Linked DNA regions of Homo sapiens: region 1 is linked to region 2. Evidence: read pairs that join two places in POLR2A ChIA-PET (ENCODE). Cell type or tissue: A673. All regions are shown on one strand.

The links. ChIA-PET counts read pairs that join two places held together with the same protein. Peaks named below come from ENCODE experiments on the same cell type or tissue, not always from the same donor. Only the 100,000 strongest peaks of a DNase experiment are listed, where the experiment ranks them.
Region 1: POLR2A ChIA-PET joins it to region 2 with 12 read pairs; 3 of 35 experiments call an interaction of 5 or more read pairs at or near these places.

The regions. Positions count from the first base shown.
Region 1 is chr9:130,725,732-130,733,731 of GRCh38, forward strand. It overlaps a transcript of ABL1 not described here. Among named protein-coding and RNA genes, the nearest start is that of EXOSC2, 36 kb to the left of the region's middle. RefSeq lists enhancers at 3,764-4,600, 4,601-5,437. In A673, a CTCF peak has its summit at 6,701 (motif pointing left); a DNase peak (open chromatin) is centred at 3,180.
Region 2 is chr9:131,015,218-131,023,217 of GRCh38, forward strand. The region is part of intron 1 of LAMC3 (laminin subunit gamma 3); the gene reads left to right. It also overlaps the pseudogene LOC124900284. Among named protein-coding and RNA genes, the nearest start is that of LAMC3, 10 kb to the left of the region's middle. RefSeq lists an enhancer at 1,414-1,985 and a silencer at 3,829-4,016. In A673, a CTCF peak has its summit at 3,596 (motif pointing right); a DNase peak (open chromatin) is centred at 4,804.

The DNA of each region.
Region 1 (8,000 bases), 290 kb before region 2:
TCTTTTTTAAGGCTGAATAATATCCCATTGTGTGTGTATATATATATACACACCAAATTTTGTCCATCTGTTGGTGGAACTTGTGTATGGTGGTTTTTTTTTTTTTTTTTTTTTTTTTTTGAGACAGTCTCACTCTGTCTCCCAGACTGGAGTGCAGTGGTGTGATTGCCTGAGCCCAGGAGTTCAAGCTTGCTACAACCTTGACCTCCCGGGCTCAGGCAGTCCTCCCACCTCAGCCTCTCGAGTAGCTGGGACCACAGGTGTGCACTACCACACCTGGCTAATTTAAAAAAAAAATTTATAGAGACAGAGTCTTGCTATGGTGTCTAAGCTGGTCTTGAACTCCTGGGCTCAGGTGATACTCCTGCCTCAACCTCCCAAAGTGTTAAGATTACAGGATTGAGCTCCCTTGCGCGACCTGATATTTTAATATTTTTTTTAAAAAAGTGTAATATGCATACAGAAAGGGGCACAAATTGAATGTACAGCTTGATGAATGATCACAAATGAATACCTCTGCATTCCACTATCTTGCTTAAGAAGTAGAAAATTGTGAGCACACCTCAGAAAGCCTTGTGCCCCCTTCCAGTTTCACTCCTGCCTTCCTCCTCCTCAGAGATAACTACTGTCTTACGTTTTAGCACCATCGATTAGTTTCCCTTGTTTTTGTTTTTAATATTCCCTTGTTATCCTTTTAATGTCTATAGGGTCTGTGGTGATATGCTTTTTCCATTCCTCACATTGGTAATTTGTGTTTTTTCTCTCTGTTTCTCTCTCACACACACCTTTTCAGTTAGTTTTGCTGAGGGTTTACCAATTTTATTAATCTTTTCAAAAAAAATTTGTTAACTTTCTCAATTGTTTTCCATTTTATTGATTTCTGCTCTTTATTTTCTTTCTTTTACTTAAAAAAATTTTTTTTTGTAGAGATAGGGTCTTGCTATGTTGCCCAGGATGGTCTCAAACTCCTGGCTTCAAGCGATCCTCCTGCCTTGGCCTCCTGAAGTGCTGGGATTATAGGCGTGAGCCACTGCACCCAGCCTACTTTGGGTTTAATTTGTTCTTTATTTCTAGCTTCTTAAAGTAGAAATTTAGATCGATTCCAAACCCTTCTTGTCCAACATAGGCATTTAAAGCTGTGTATTTCCTACTAAACACTGCGTTAGCTCTATCACATAAGTTCATCACATAAGTTTTCATGTGTTATTATCAAAGTGTTTGATTTCCAAGTATTTGGGAATTCTAGATATCTTGGTTTCTAATTTAATTTCATTGTGGTCAGAGAACATCTTCTGTAGAATTTCAGTCTTCTGACATTTACCAAGACTAATTTTATGGCCCAGCATATAACCTGTCTTAGTGAATGTTCCATTTGTAGTTGAAAAAAGTTTGTGTTGTTGCATGTAGTTTTCTATAAATCAAGTTGTTTCATGCTTTTGTTTAAACATCTTCTATATTCTTACTTTTTATTTTGTACTTACTTCATCTATAGCTTTGCTGAGGTTTTTTTTTTTTTGTAGAGACAAGGTTTCACCATGTTACCCAGGCTGGTCTTGAACTCCTGAGCTCAAGCAATCTGCCCTCCTGGGCCTCCCAAAGTGCTGGGATTACAGGTGTGAGCCACTGTGCCTGGCGGTATCTCTCTTTTTTACTGAGAGAGTGATGCTGAAGATCAACAGCTATAATGATATATTCGTTTATTTTTTCCTTTAATTCTATCACTTCTTTTACTCTTAAAAGCATTTATTCCGCCGGGCGTGGTGGCACACGCCTGTAATCCCAGCAATTTGGGAGGCTGAGGTGGGTGGATCACAAGTTCAGGCGTTCAAGACCAGCCTGGCCAAGATGGTGAAACCCTGTCTCTTACTAAAAATACAAAAATTAGCTGGGCTTGGTGGCAGCTGCCTATAGCTACTCGGGAGGCTGAGGCAGGATAATCCCTTGAACCCGGGGTACAGAGGTTGCAGTGAGCCGAGATCGCGCCATTGCACTCCAGCCTGGGTGACAGAGTGAGACACCGCCCCCCCCCCCCAAAAAAAAGCATTTATTAGGAAACAGGAAAGACTGAACAAGAACAAGAGAACTAAGCATGTAACTCAAGAAGCCAGAGAACCAAAGTAATCCCACAGTACACAGAAGAGAATAATAAAAATAAAAACAAATTAAGAATGGAAATGATCAATAAAACCAAAAGCTAACTTTGAAAAATATTATTGATCTAGGCACACTTCTGGTAAGACTAATGAAGAAAAAGAAAAGGTAGAATATTTAGAAAAGGAACAATATTTAGAATGAAAATATAACTATAAATACTCTCAGTTTTTGCCTCTTTTTTTGTTTGTTTGTTTTTTGGAGACAAGATCTCACTCTGTCACTCAGGCTGGAGTGCAGTGGCAATCATAGCTCACTGCAACCTCCGTCTCCCAGACTCAAGCTGTTCTCCCACCTCAGCCTCCTGAGTAGCTGGGACTATGGGCATGCGCCACCATGTCCAGCTGATTTTTTTTTTTTTTTTTTGTGGAGACGGGGTTTCATCATGTTACCCAGGCTGGTCTTGAACTCCTGAGCTCAAGCAATCTGCCCTCCTACGCCTCCCAAAGTGCTGGGATTACAGGTGTGAGCCACTGTACCTGGCTGGTTTTTTTTTTTTTTCTTTTCTTTCCTTTTTTTTTGAGACAGTGTTTTGCTCTGTCGCCCAGGCTGGAGTGCAGTGGAGTGATCTTGGCTCACTACAAGCTCCACCTCCTGGGTTCATGCCATTCTCCTGCCTCAGCCTCCTGAGTAGCTGGGACTACAGGCGCCTGCCACCACGCCCGGCTAATTTTTTTGTATGTTTTTTTAGAAGAGACGGAGTTTCACCGTGTTAGCCAGGATGGTCTCAATCTCCTGACCTTGTGATCCACCCGCCTCAGCCTCCCAAAGTGCTGGGATTACAGGCATGAGCCACTGCGCCCAGCCTGTTTTTTTTTTTTATAGTTTGTATTTTTCTGCTGAGATTCACCATGTTTTCATTCATTAGACCTGTCTTTTCCTCTAAATCCTAGAAGGTATTTGTAATAAAGACCGTGCCTGCTAATTTAAATATCTGAGTCATCTTGGGGTCTGTTTTTATTGATTGCTTTTTCTGTACATTATGAGTCAGATTTTCCTGCATTTTTGCATGTTAAATAATTTTGATTGTATGCCAGACATGTGGGTGTTATATTGTAGGGATTCTCAATCTTGTTATCTTTCTTTAAAGAAGTTTTCATTTTGTTTTGACAAGTAGTTAGGTTACTGTAGTTACTTAAATTACTGTAAGTGACTGGTCGTTAAGTTAGTTTGACCCTGCCAGGTTTGGTTTTATGCTTTGTTAGTATGGGTTTATCCTTGGTCCAGACACCCGGCCCTTAGAATAGAGGGTACTCTTTAGACTTAATGCTTGGCCTTTTTGGGGTCGAAACAAAATAACAGAGGTGCTCAGCAAAGTCTCTCCACCCTGGATGAACTGGTACTTGAATGTCTTCCAGCACTGTGAAACCTCTGTGTCTGTGCAGTTCTCAGCCTCACAGCCACCGCTGTCTGCTAAACTGCATAGAATCTGGAAGCCATGGACCCACAGGATGCCTCCCACCTTCTTCTGCCTACCTCTGTGTTCTGTCACCCCACCCATGCCCTCATCTTCTCTCAGATTTCTTGCCCTACAAATTCTACCTGCCTCAGCATCCTCAAATCCAAGTCTTTGCTTCCTCAGTTCACAGAGATGGCTGCTGTCAGTTTAGGTTTCATCTCCCTGCACTGTGTTTGGGAAGGTGCCCCAGGCAGGAAGTTGGAAGCAACATGCAACTTACCTTATGTTTTTCTCTTTCCTCAAGGGTCACAGCCTTGCCTTGCCTTGCCTGTCATCTAATGCCTGAAAACAGTCGTCTCAAATATTTTATTCAGCCATACAGTTGTTTAGGACAAAAGGATATCTAATACCACTTTTACTGCATTATGGACAGAAGCAGAAGTTCAATTCTGCATATTCTTTTTTTTTTTTTAAGATGGAGTCTCACTCTGTCGCCCAGGCTGGAGTGCAGTGGTGTGATCTTGGCTCACTGCAACCTCCACCTCCTGGGTTCAAGCGATTCTCCTGCTTCAGCCTCCTGTGTAGCTGGGACTACAGGCATGCACCACCACACCAGGCTATTTTTTTTTTTTTTTGCATTTTTGGTAGATAGGGTTTCATCATGTTGGCCAGGCTGGTCCCGAACTCCTGACCTCAAGTGATCCACCTGCCTTGGCCCCCCAAAGTGCTGGGATTACAGGCGTGAGCCACTGCGCCCAGCCAGACTTTTTTTTTTTTTTGAGATGGAATTCTGCTCTTGTTGCCCACGCTGGAGTGCAATGGTGCAATCTTAGCTGACCGCTACCTCCGCCTCCTGGGTTCAAGTGATTCCCCTGCCTCAGCCTCCCGAGTAGCTGGAATATGGACATGTGCCACCAAACCCAGCTAATTTTGTGTTTTTAGTAGAGACGGGGTTTCTCTGTGTTGATCAGGCTGGTCTCGAACGCCCAACCTCAGGTGATCCGCCCACCTCGGCCTCCCAAAGTGCTGGGATTACAGGCGTGAGTCACCGCGCCTAGCCTCCGGCCAGACTTTTAAATGTTAGCCTTGCAGGTAGTTGTGCAGTAGTATCTCCCAGCCTTAATTTGCTCTTCTTTGATGACTCATGAGGTTAAGCACCTTTTCATATGTTTACTGGCCATTTGGAATATATGTGTACCTATGTATCTCTTGCCAGTTCACCTCTTTTGTCCATTTTTCTATTTATGTTTATTCCTCATTGATTTTTAGGAGTTATTTATATTTTTTTTCCTTTTTTTTTCTTTGTTTGAGGCAGAGTCTTATTCTGTTGCCCAGGCTGGAGTCCAGTGGCACAGTCTCGGCTCACTCCAACCTTGACCTCCTGGGCTCAAGCGGTCCTCCAACTTCATCCTCCTGAGTAGCTGGGACTATAGGTGTGTGCCACCACTTCTGGTTAATTTTGGCATTTTTTGTAGAGTTGGGGTTTTACCATGTGGCCCAGGCTGGTCTCAAACTCCTGAGGTCAAACCATCCACCCACCTCGGCCTTCCAAAGTGCTGGGATTACAGGTGTGAGCTACCGTGCCTAGCCTGTGTACTCTCAATACAGGTCCTTCGTTGGGTGTATTTATTATGACTATTTTCTTACACTTTGTGGTTCACCTTTTCACTCTTTATTTACATAATTATAGCCATTGTGCGTTTTCACTCTATCTCTCTTTTTTTTTTTTTTTTTTTTTTTTTTGAGACAGAGTCTTGCTCTGTCACTCAGGCTGGATTACAGTGGTGTGATCTCGGCTCACTGCAACCTCCGCCTCCCAGGTTCAAGAGATTCTCCTGCCTCAGTCCCCCGAGTAGCTGGGATTACAGGCGCCCACCACCATGCCCAGCTAGTTTTTGTGTTTTTAATAGAGAAGGGGTTTCACCATGTTGGCCAGGCTGGTTTTGAACTCCTAACCTCAGGTGATCCACCCACCTTGGCCTCCCAAAGTGCTGGGGTTACAGACGTGAGCCACTGCGTCCGGCTGCTTTTTCACTCTCTTAATGGTGTCTTTGATAAACCTTAATTTTGACTTAGTCTAATTTAATCTTTTATGGTTAGTACTTTTTTTGTGGTCTGTGTAAGAAATCTTTGTGTCTACCCTAAGGTCACAAAGAAGTTTCACTCTCTTACATCTCATGTTTATAGTTGGCCTGGAATTGTTTTTTCTGTGTAGGGGCGAAGGTTCATTTTTTCCCTCATATTGACCTAGCTGTTTAATTGAAAAGAACATCTGCTGCTGTGTAAATCAGGTATACATGTACGTGTGGATCTGCTGGGGAACTCCTTCCTGTTAATTTGTTTGTCTTTCCTTGCACCAGTATTACAATGTATTACTGTAGCTTTAAAATAAATCTTAATGCCTGGTAGAATAAGGCCTCCTGTTTTGTTCTTCAATATTGTCTTGGCTTGCTCCTTTGTATTTCCATATACATTTTAGAGTGGGTTTTATCAGCTTCCATACCCAAACAGAAATACCCTTAAGGATTTTCTTCTCTGATTGCACTAAATCTATAGGTTTCTTTGATCCTAGAAATGAATAATAGAATATAAAGAATTCTTATTGATGAAAGAAAGCTATTTCAGGAAACTTTTTTTTTTCTGTTAATGATAAAGGCTAAATGATTCCTGTCAATTGTTTCAAATTTTCAACTTTCAAAATACCTGCTGCTTCTTTCCAATTCACCTTTCTCTATTCTTTTTTTTTTTCCAATTGTATTTTTCTTTGACACTCAGTACTTGTCCCTTGATAGTGGAGACCATGTTTATACATTTTCATGGATCGAACAGTATTTTTTTTTAACAGACTAGCTACTTAGTGAATACGCAGTTGAATCTACTTGTTTGGCAGGTTCAGGCATTGAACAAGTACTAAGTGCCTGTTCTGTATCAGGTACTGTGTCAGTCTGGGGTAAGAGAGCCAGGAACAACATAGCCAACAAAAGGCTCTTTGTGTCTAATTTATATTCCTGAGGACCACCACTGGCCATCTGCTTGGGAGAATGGTTATGGCTTGAATAAACAGTGTGGAATGGGTCCAGGGAACCGGCTGAGGAAAGGGGACATTTACTCAACCTGATCTTCTTTGTTAAGCAGTGGAGAGACCCCTGGTGGAGCCAGCAGTATCCTTTATCTATAATAGCTTGCTTTTCATCTTTTTTATATCAGTGGCTGCCTGTGGCCTCTCACCAAATCTGGTGGACTCATTTTCTCTGTGTATTTAGTTTTTCTCCTGGAAATGACTAACAGCTGCTTAAGTCCTTATTCCTTTCTCCAGGTTTCTGGTGCTGCCATAATTTGTTCTATCCACTTGGGATACTGCTGTAGTGGGAATATTGTCCCTGTTACCATCTTCAGGTTACAAACCTTTTCCCCAGCTTGTGGTAAAATCCCGGGGGTCTGGTGGATCCCACGCATTTTAGGATGTATATGGGAAGCTAACATTATAGGCACAGTGTTTTTTTTTTTTTCACTGTGTCCGTCTGTTCTTCAGAGGAGCAAAGGCTAGCATGACCTTTAAGTCCTCCTTTAAGAGTACTGAATTTCTGCCAGGAGCGTGGCTTGTTCCTCAAGTGTCGCTAGGTGAATTGTTATTAGCAAGGAGGGATGAAATTGCGAAATCTTAAAAAGTAGAGAATTCCTTCAGATTTCATTCTTGAGAGGTAGAAAACAGGAAATAGAATTGCTAAACAGAGAAGGGGAGTGTTTTTAATAGAGATATTTGTATGAGAATAAGAGGATGGAGCCATAATCTGAGGATGCCTGTCTTGTTTGCTCTTTGGCTTAGTTGGATCTTGGGTTGGTTTACTTCCTGTACAAACTGTGAGTTAGTAGGGACTGAATTTACAGTAATATCTAAACTGATTGGAACCTTCACTTGAACAGAATTGAGTTTTGGCGTGTTCACTTTTAAGAGAAAGAAACAAAGGCAGCCAACCCAGTATCAAGAGTTTAGTCAAAACAAACAACTCCCAGATTTGCCTTGGTAGTGAATAGATTCAGCATGTTTGTACTTTCTATTTCTTCAGTATCATATAGTAATTTATTGTTTCATTGGTGATTTTGCAGCATCCTAGGTTGCAAAGAATATCTCTTGTGGATGTGTAAAGTTAAAAAAAAATTTTTTTTTCTTGTAGCAGGGTCTCAGTGTTACTCAGGATGGTCTTGAATTCCTGGGCTCAGGTGATTCTCCTGCCTCCGCCTCTCAGGTAGCTGTGAGTACAGGCGTGCACCACTGCGCCTGGCTGTAAAGCACTTTTTTTTTTTTTTTTTTTTTTGAGACAGAGTCTCACTCGTTGCCCAGGCTGGAGTGCAGTGGCGTAATCTCGGCTCACTGTAAGCTCCGCCACCTGGGTTCACACCATTCTCCTGCCTCAGCCTCCCGAGTAGCTGGGACTACAGGCGCCCGCCA
Region 2 (8,000 bases):
TGTGTTTCCTCGCTCAGAGCAAGGGAGTGAGGAATTCATGGATGAAGGGCCCCCAGCCTTGCAGGTGCCTCCCGTACTCCTAAGCCACGGTGTTCACAGCAGTGCCGCCGTCCTCCCAGCCCAACCCTGCCCTGCCCTGCTCTCCCTTGCCCAGGCTTCAGCTGCTTGGTCTACCTCCCTTCCCTGTGGCCCCTTGTCCCCGGGCAAGCCCTCCCAGCAGCCATGCCCTTCCCCAGCTCATGCCCTGGCTTTGCTTATTTGAATCATAGTCGACATCCAGGACTCCACCTGCACCCCTCGCCCTGACTCGGTCTCCACCTGAGCCCTCGACTGGGTAATTTGAGCAGCCGCCTTGACACCAACCACTCTGAATGTCATGCAAGGGCCCCCGTGTGCAAAGGCTATGCAAGGGCCCCTGTGTGCATAGCAGCATTTTCTTTTCTTTTTTATTTTTTTGAGACGGAGACTCGCTCCACCGCCCAGGCTGGAGTGCAATGGTGCGATCTCAGCTCACTGCAACCTCCACCTCCCAGGTTCAAGCGATTCTCCTGCTTCAGCCTCCCAAGTAGCTGAGATTACAGGTTCCTGCCACCACACCCAGCTAATTTTTTGTATTTTTTTGTAGTTACGGGGTTTCACCATGTTGGCCAGACTGGTCTCGAACTCCTGACCTCAGGTGATCTGCCCTCCTCTGTCTCCCAAAGTGCTGGGAATACAGGCGTGAGCCACGGCACCTGACCCATAACAGCATTTCCACAATAGCCAAAGGCAAGGCAGCCTAAGTGTCCACCGAGGGGTGAATGATGAGCAAGAGCAAATGTGGTCCATCCATCCAGTAGAATATTACTCAGCCCTGAAAAAGGAGATTCTCACACAGCCACAGTATAGACGAACCCTGAGGACATTATGCTAAGGGAAAGAAGCCAGCCAAAAAAGAACAAATACTGTAGGGTTCCGCTGATATGAGAGGCACCCTGGGATAGTCAAGTCCACAGAGACAGAAGGTAGAATGCTGGTTGCCAGGGGCTGGGGGAGGGGCAATGGAGAGTGACTGTTTCATGGGGACAGAGTTTCAGTTTGGGAAGATGAAAGAGTTCTGGAGATGGATGGTGGTGAAGGTTGCACAACAATGTGAGCTGTGCAAATGGGTAAGATGGTAAATGTCATGTTATACATATTTCACCACAATAAAAGAAGGTTTGGGGAAAAGTACATGTCAGCCCCGTGGGAAGGCAGCTTGGCAACATGGTTGAAGACCCACAAGAATATTCCTGGCCTTTGGCAAAGGAATCCTACTTCTGGGAATTCAAATAAGGGAAGGGTCCTAATGCATGAAAACATTCATCGAGGCGTTCTTTATAGTAGGGAAAAATGGGAACCATAAGGGACTAGTTAAGTAAATTGTAGGACATAAATTCTCATGGTGATTGGAGCCATTCAGTGCAACAGCTGACAAAGGGTTTGTAATACACAGGGAGCGCTTAAGTCAAAATGTTGAATGAAGAAAAAGACACAAGTTGGTATATGTGGAATCATCAGATTTATATTTTAAAATCCCTAAAGAGTAGGCAAAAAAAGAAAGACATCAAACTGGTAAGCGTGTTTGTCCTCAGGACTTGCAGTGACTTTTCTTCCATTTTCCGTGTTTCTACATTTTCCCAGTATTCTCTCATGAAGCTTGTTCTAATTTAAAAACTGGAGAAAACACATTTCTACGATTTTTTTTTTAAAAAGCACCCGCCTTGCTATGTTCTGTTTTAAGATGTTTTTCAAAGTTCTGGTGCAGCACAGCTTGGCACCGTAACTCCCAACCCCTTAAAAGAAAGCGTGCGGAGCAAACAGGGTCCGGATCTGGGGGCGGCCTGGTGTCTGCGCCTGTTTGGAGCAGAGGCTTCGGGCCTTGGAACGAGGTGGGGGGCTGGCCCAGATGTGTATTCGCTAAAGGATGCTGTGCGCGGGCTGCTGCGGGTCACCGGCGCAGACTCCTTGGTAAACATCTAGCAGCCAGACACCTCTCGGGAGGGGAGCTTGGAGCCACTTGAAAGGTAGCTGGCAGCTAGAAGCGTGATCGGAAAAAGGCAGTCACTGGGAGTTCATGCAAACGAGCGGCCTCACGCGATAGGAAACATCCCGGCTTTTCTGTCCTTGCCAAACCAGGAGGTGAGAGAAGATGCAGCAATATCACAGAGACATGGCAGGGACTTTTTGTTACAAGAGTTAATTAGAGGCCGGGTGCGGTCCTTACGCCTGTAATCCCAGCACTTTGGGAGGCCGAGGCCGGCGGATCACTTGAGGTCATGAGTTCGAGACCAGCCTAGCCAACATGGTGAAACCCTTTCTCTATTAAAAAAAAAAAAAATTAACCAAGCGTTGTGTTGGGCGCCTGTAATCCCAGCTACTTGGGAGGCTGAGGCAGGAGAATCGCTTGAACCGGAGGCAGAGGTTGCAGTGAGCCGAGATCGGGCCATTGCACTGCAGCCTGGATGACAGCAAGACTGTCTCAAAAAAAAAAAAAAAAAAAAAAAAGGCCAGGTGCAGTAGTTCACACCTGTAATCCCAGCACTTTGGGAGGCTGAGGCGGGCGGATCACCTTCGGTCAAGAGTTCGAGACCAGCCTGGCCAACATGGCAAAACCCCGTCTCTACTAAAAATACAAAAATTAGCCAGGTGTGGTGGCGTGTGCCTGTAATCCCAGCTACCCAGGAGTCTGAGGCAGGAGAACCACTGGAACCCGGGAGGCAGAGGCTGCAGTGAACCGAGATCGCACCACTGCACTCCAGCCTGGGCGACAGAGCAAGACTCCATCTCAAAAAATAAATAAATACATAAATAAAAGAAAGCAGCTTAATCCCTCCTTTGTGATGAAAAAGTTTCTTCCAAAGGCAACAAAAAGGTTGGGAAAGGAGTGGCCCCAAGATCTTTTTTTTTTTTTTTCTTGAGTTGGAGTCTCACTCTAGCCCAAGCTGGAGTGAAGTGGCATGATCTCGGCTCACTGCAACCTCTGCCTCCTACGTTCGAGCGATTCTCATGCCTCAGCCTCCCGTGTAGCTGGGATTACAGGTGCATGCCACCATGCCCGGCTAATTTTTTGTATTTTAGTAGAAACGAGGTTTCACCATGTTGCCCAGGGTGGTCTCGAACTCCTGAGCTCAGGTGATCCCCCTGCCTCGGCCTCCCAAAGTGCTGGGATTACAGGTGTGAGCCACTGCGCCCGGCCCCCAAGATCTTTTAAACAGCGACGAGAATTAAAATCTGCAGCCCTAGCCCAGACCCTCACAAGCTCCAGGGGCCAATGAGGCTTCTGGGTGATTGAGACAGCTGTGTTCCTATCAGGAAAGCCGAGCCAAGATGTCATCCTTGACTGTTAGCTGGTGGTGACACTGCTTGGGAGTACTTGGCTTCCCTCACCTCCAGGCCGCCCAATATGCTGTTCTCTCTGTCTAGAATTCTGTTCCCTCTGCTCTCCTCGCCTGTCTAGCTCCCATGCACCCCTGCTCATCCCACCCGCTTACTGGACCACATGCCCCAAACTTACTTCTCACCACCTCCTCCCTCTCCATGCTCCTGCCAGCCTGAACTACAGGCTTCACCACAAGGTGGCCACAGCTTTGCCAACATCCTGCCTGGTGTGGAATGCACCTTCTCCTCACCTTCCCTGGCTAATGGCTGCTCATCCTTGGAACCATAGGTTTGAGCGCCTTGTTGATGCTCCCACAGCCTCCCTGGGCTACTTTGTCCTGTTCTATAAAGACCTGCCTGTCTCATCTGGGCACGGTGGCTCACGCCTCTAATCCCAGCACTTTGGGAGGCCGAGGCAGGCAAATCACTTGAGGTCAGGAGTTTGAGACTAGCCTGGCCTACATGGTGAAATCCCATCTCTACAGAAATACAAAAATTAGCCAGGCTTGGTGGTGCACGCTTGTAATCCCTGCTACTCAGGAGGCTGAGGCAGGAGAATGGCTTGAATCCAGGGGACGGAGGTTGAAGTGAGCCAAGATCACGCCACTGCACTCCAGCCTAGGCAACAGAGTGAGACTTTGTCTCAAAACAAACAAACAAACAAACAAAAACAAGACCTGCCTCTCTCTCCCTACCTGTAACCTCCCCTTGGGGCAGGTGCCATGAATCCTTATAGCTGAGCATGGCACCTAGCACACAAGAGGTGCCCAATAAATGCTTGCCCGATGAATGAGTAGACTCGAGGCAGGATTTGTACCTTCAAGGAGTTTATAATCCAGTGAGAGAGTGGAGACAGCAGGCAGTCCTGACAGTGTGGATCACATTGTCCCAAGTGTGCCTGGAAGTCATGATCCCTGGATGAGTCTCTGTTTCACACTAGCCAGCATTTAGTGAGCACCTGCTATGTGCCACGTGCTTTGCCAAGTACTTTACTCACACTGTATGGCTGAGATCCCCAAACACTTCATTTACTAGTGAGGAGTCAGGCTCAGGGAGCAGAAGGACTTCCTCAGTGTCATGCCCAAAGTCACTGCTCAAAACCTGGGTGCCCTCCTACTCAGGAGTCCATGGAGCCCCAGAGAGAAGGGGCTGCCTAGGAAGGGGGTGAAGGGGGTGCTGGTGCCCATGGAGACATGGAGGTCCCACCCGCCCCCCTCCCAGTCTTCACCTGCTGGCTGAGCCAGCAGCTGGGCACAGCAGAGCCTCCCCCGGCCGGGCCCCGCACCGCCCACGCCAAACAGCAGGAGCGCCAAGCTGTGTCCTCTCCAGCCAGCTGGAACATAAAGCCCATCAAGAATGACACCGGGACAGTCATAAAATCAAGCTGGCCCACATCCGGCACTGACCAAGCAGAATGAGCTCAGTACGAAGAGGCTTATTTTGGGAAAATGGAAACAAAACAAAGCCCTATAATTGGAGCCATCTGGGCAGCAGTGGCCTAGGGAGTGGGGCGGGAGGGGCTAGGGTGGAAAGCTGGGCTGGGAATGCATGGGTGAGGCTGCCCTGCCCACCTCGAGCATCAGAACCAGGTGGGTGAGCTGCTCCCAGCCTACAGGGGAGTCACACCCAGCAGGGTCCCTTAGCCCCATCTGGCCACCCACTGTTCTTGTTCTTCCTCTCCCAGCCAAGCTCTTGGCACTTCTGGGTGTGGTGACTCCCTATAAGGAGCTGGGGACTCCCCATGGCCATAATGCCAGATACCACAAGACCCTGGCTGAACCAGGGATAGGCTCCATCACAGCCCTCCCATCTTGGCACTAAGTCTAAGCCCCAAATATGAATCAAGATTGCCAAGTCTAAAAAAACAAAAAGATTGCCAAGTTCTCCTCTAACCTGGGGAGACCAAACAGTTTTCCTTGGATTGAGTGTTGCCTAGGGCTTTGTGTTAAGAAGGATTCTGAGGTACAGTCTGAGCCAAAACATGACTGAGACATGACTGCATGTTTGCAAAGAGAGGTGGCAGGGCATTCCAGACCATTGCATAAGTCAGGGAACAGACGAGGGGCTGAGAGAATGACAGAGAGGAGGGCTAACACAAGGAATTCCAGAGAATGAGCTAGTGATCTGGTGAATACTGAGGTCACTTGCGAGAAGGAGGTGATTCACCAGCTTCTTGTTTTGGTGCATAGAGAGACTAGGGGAGGAAGGAGGGTGCCTTTATTTTTCCCCCCCAAATACATGTAACACAAACGTGGAGTCTGGCTTTCGGTTCTTTTGGGTATATCCCCAGAAGTGGAAGTGCTGGATCATATGGCAATTCTATTCTTAGGTTTTTTGATGTTTTTTTTTCTCCCCAGAGTCTCTGGCTTCTTTTAATTAGTTTTAACCTTTAAGCTTTTGTAAGCGTAATCAACCAGCTGAGGATGGTAGGGGATATTTCCCAACACTTCTCGTGTAAACTCAAATTGTAGGTTCTTGCTTGGAGTAACACAGGCTCTTCACTGCTTACAAGGTTATTCTTGAGTTGCAAAAATTCTCTCTCCGTAGTTTTTCCTGGATTCCTCTATTCAATCTCGGCTGCCACAGAAAGCAGAAAGCAGTCAGAGAGAAAGCACAGGGACGCTGTTTTTGCATCTGTAGTGGAAACCTTAGCAGACAGTAACTGCTCTGGGGCTGTCAAATAGATGCATTGTTTTTAGTTTTTTCGGGAACCACCAGTTTCCCATAGCGTATGCACCATTTCACATTCCCACCCACAGTGCATGAGGGTTCCAGTTTCTCCATATCCTTGCCAACACTTGTTATCTTCTGTTTTTTTGATAATAGCCATCCTAATGGATGTGAGGTCCAATAATACATATATATAACTGTGTAGGGAAAAACTCCTCAAACTGTGTTTTTCCTCTGCTCTCAGACGACAGCCATCATCAACACAGAAGACTTCTGTGACCAAATGCGTGGGTTTTTCCCCCACCCAACAAGCAGCGGTACCAGCTGGGTGTCCTCTAATTCAGTTCCAACACGATCTAGTCAGAGATAGCATCCGGTCCCACAGGTTGAGGGCTCAGTCCCCAAGGCTGTCTTCCGCCACACACACCAGTCACAAGTCTAGGCCTCACGAACTTCTGACAGATTAGCTTCAAGTTCCCATGACCCCTTCTTTGGGTTCAATCAATTCACTGGAGCAGCTCACAGAACTCAGGGTAACACATTGACTGGTTTATTATAAAGAATATTGCAAAGGACACAGATGAAGAGATGAGCAGGGTGAGGAACGGTGAAGGGACGGGAGCTTCCATGCCCTCCCTGGGTGCCACCCTCCAGGAACCTCCCCGTGTTCAGCCATCCAGAAGCTCCCTGAACCCTGTCCTCAGGTTTTCATGGACGCTTCATGCATCAGCATTGCTTCCCTTGGGCGTAGGGTGGGACCCTCTCTTGGAGGGTCTTAAGACCCACGGTCAGAAAGGTGGGGGAACTTTAGAGTGAAAGGAGGGCAGGAGAAGGCAGAGGCCTGCCCCTGAGGCCCAACACACCCAAAATTCTAATGAAAGACCGTAAGGAGGGCTATGGGAGTCATAAGCCAGGAGCTGTGGATGAAAACACACACACACACACACACACACACACATATATATGTATTTTTTTAATAGAGAGACATGGTCTCACTATGTTGCCCAGGCTGGTCTCAAACCCCTAGGCTCAAGTGATCCTCCCACCTTGGCCTCCCAAAGTGCTAGGATTACAGGTGTGAGCCACCACGGCCAGCCCGAAAACTGACAGCTATCATAACACCACAATAACATACATAGTATATATAACAGCTTTAGGAGATACAATTCACATACCGTATAATTTACCCATTTAAACTATACAATCCAGTGGTTTTTAGTATATACACACAGTTGTGCAGCCATCACCACAATCAATTTTAGAATATATTTATTTATTTATTTATTTATTTTGAGACAGGGTCTCACTCTGTTGCACAGGCTGGAGTGCAGTGGCACGATCACAGCTCACTGTGGCCTCTACCTCCTGAGCTCAAGCCATCCTCCCACCTCAGCCTCTCAGGTAGCTGGGATATGCAAGCCACCACGCCCAGCTAATTTTTTAATTTGTTCTTATTTATTTATTTATTTTTTGTAGAGAGAGGATCTTGCTATGTTACCCAGGCTGGTCTCAAACTCCTGGGCTCAAGCGATCCTCCAGCCTCAGCCTCCCAAAGTGCTGGGATGACAGGTGTGAGCCACTAAGCCCGGCTTGGAACACCTTTATTACCCTGTACCTATTAGCAGTCACTTTCTGTTTTCCCCCAGTCCCCATCCTGAACCCCTATCCTGTGACAACCACCTGTCTCCTTCCTGTCTCTGTGGATTTGCCTATTCTGGACATTTACGTGGAATCCCATAAGATGTGGTCTTTGGTGATTTTAGCTTCTGCCACTTAACGTTCTCGTGGTTCATTCTTGTGGTTGCGTGTGTCAGCACTTCATTTCTTCTTGTAGCCCAATCATATTCCATCATATGATATATGCCACGTTTTATTGATTCATTCATCAGTTGCTGGGCATTGGAGTTGTTCCCACTCTTTGGCTGTTGCAA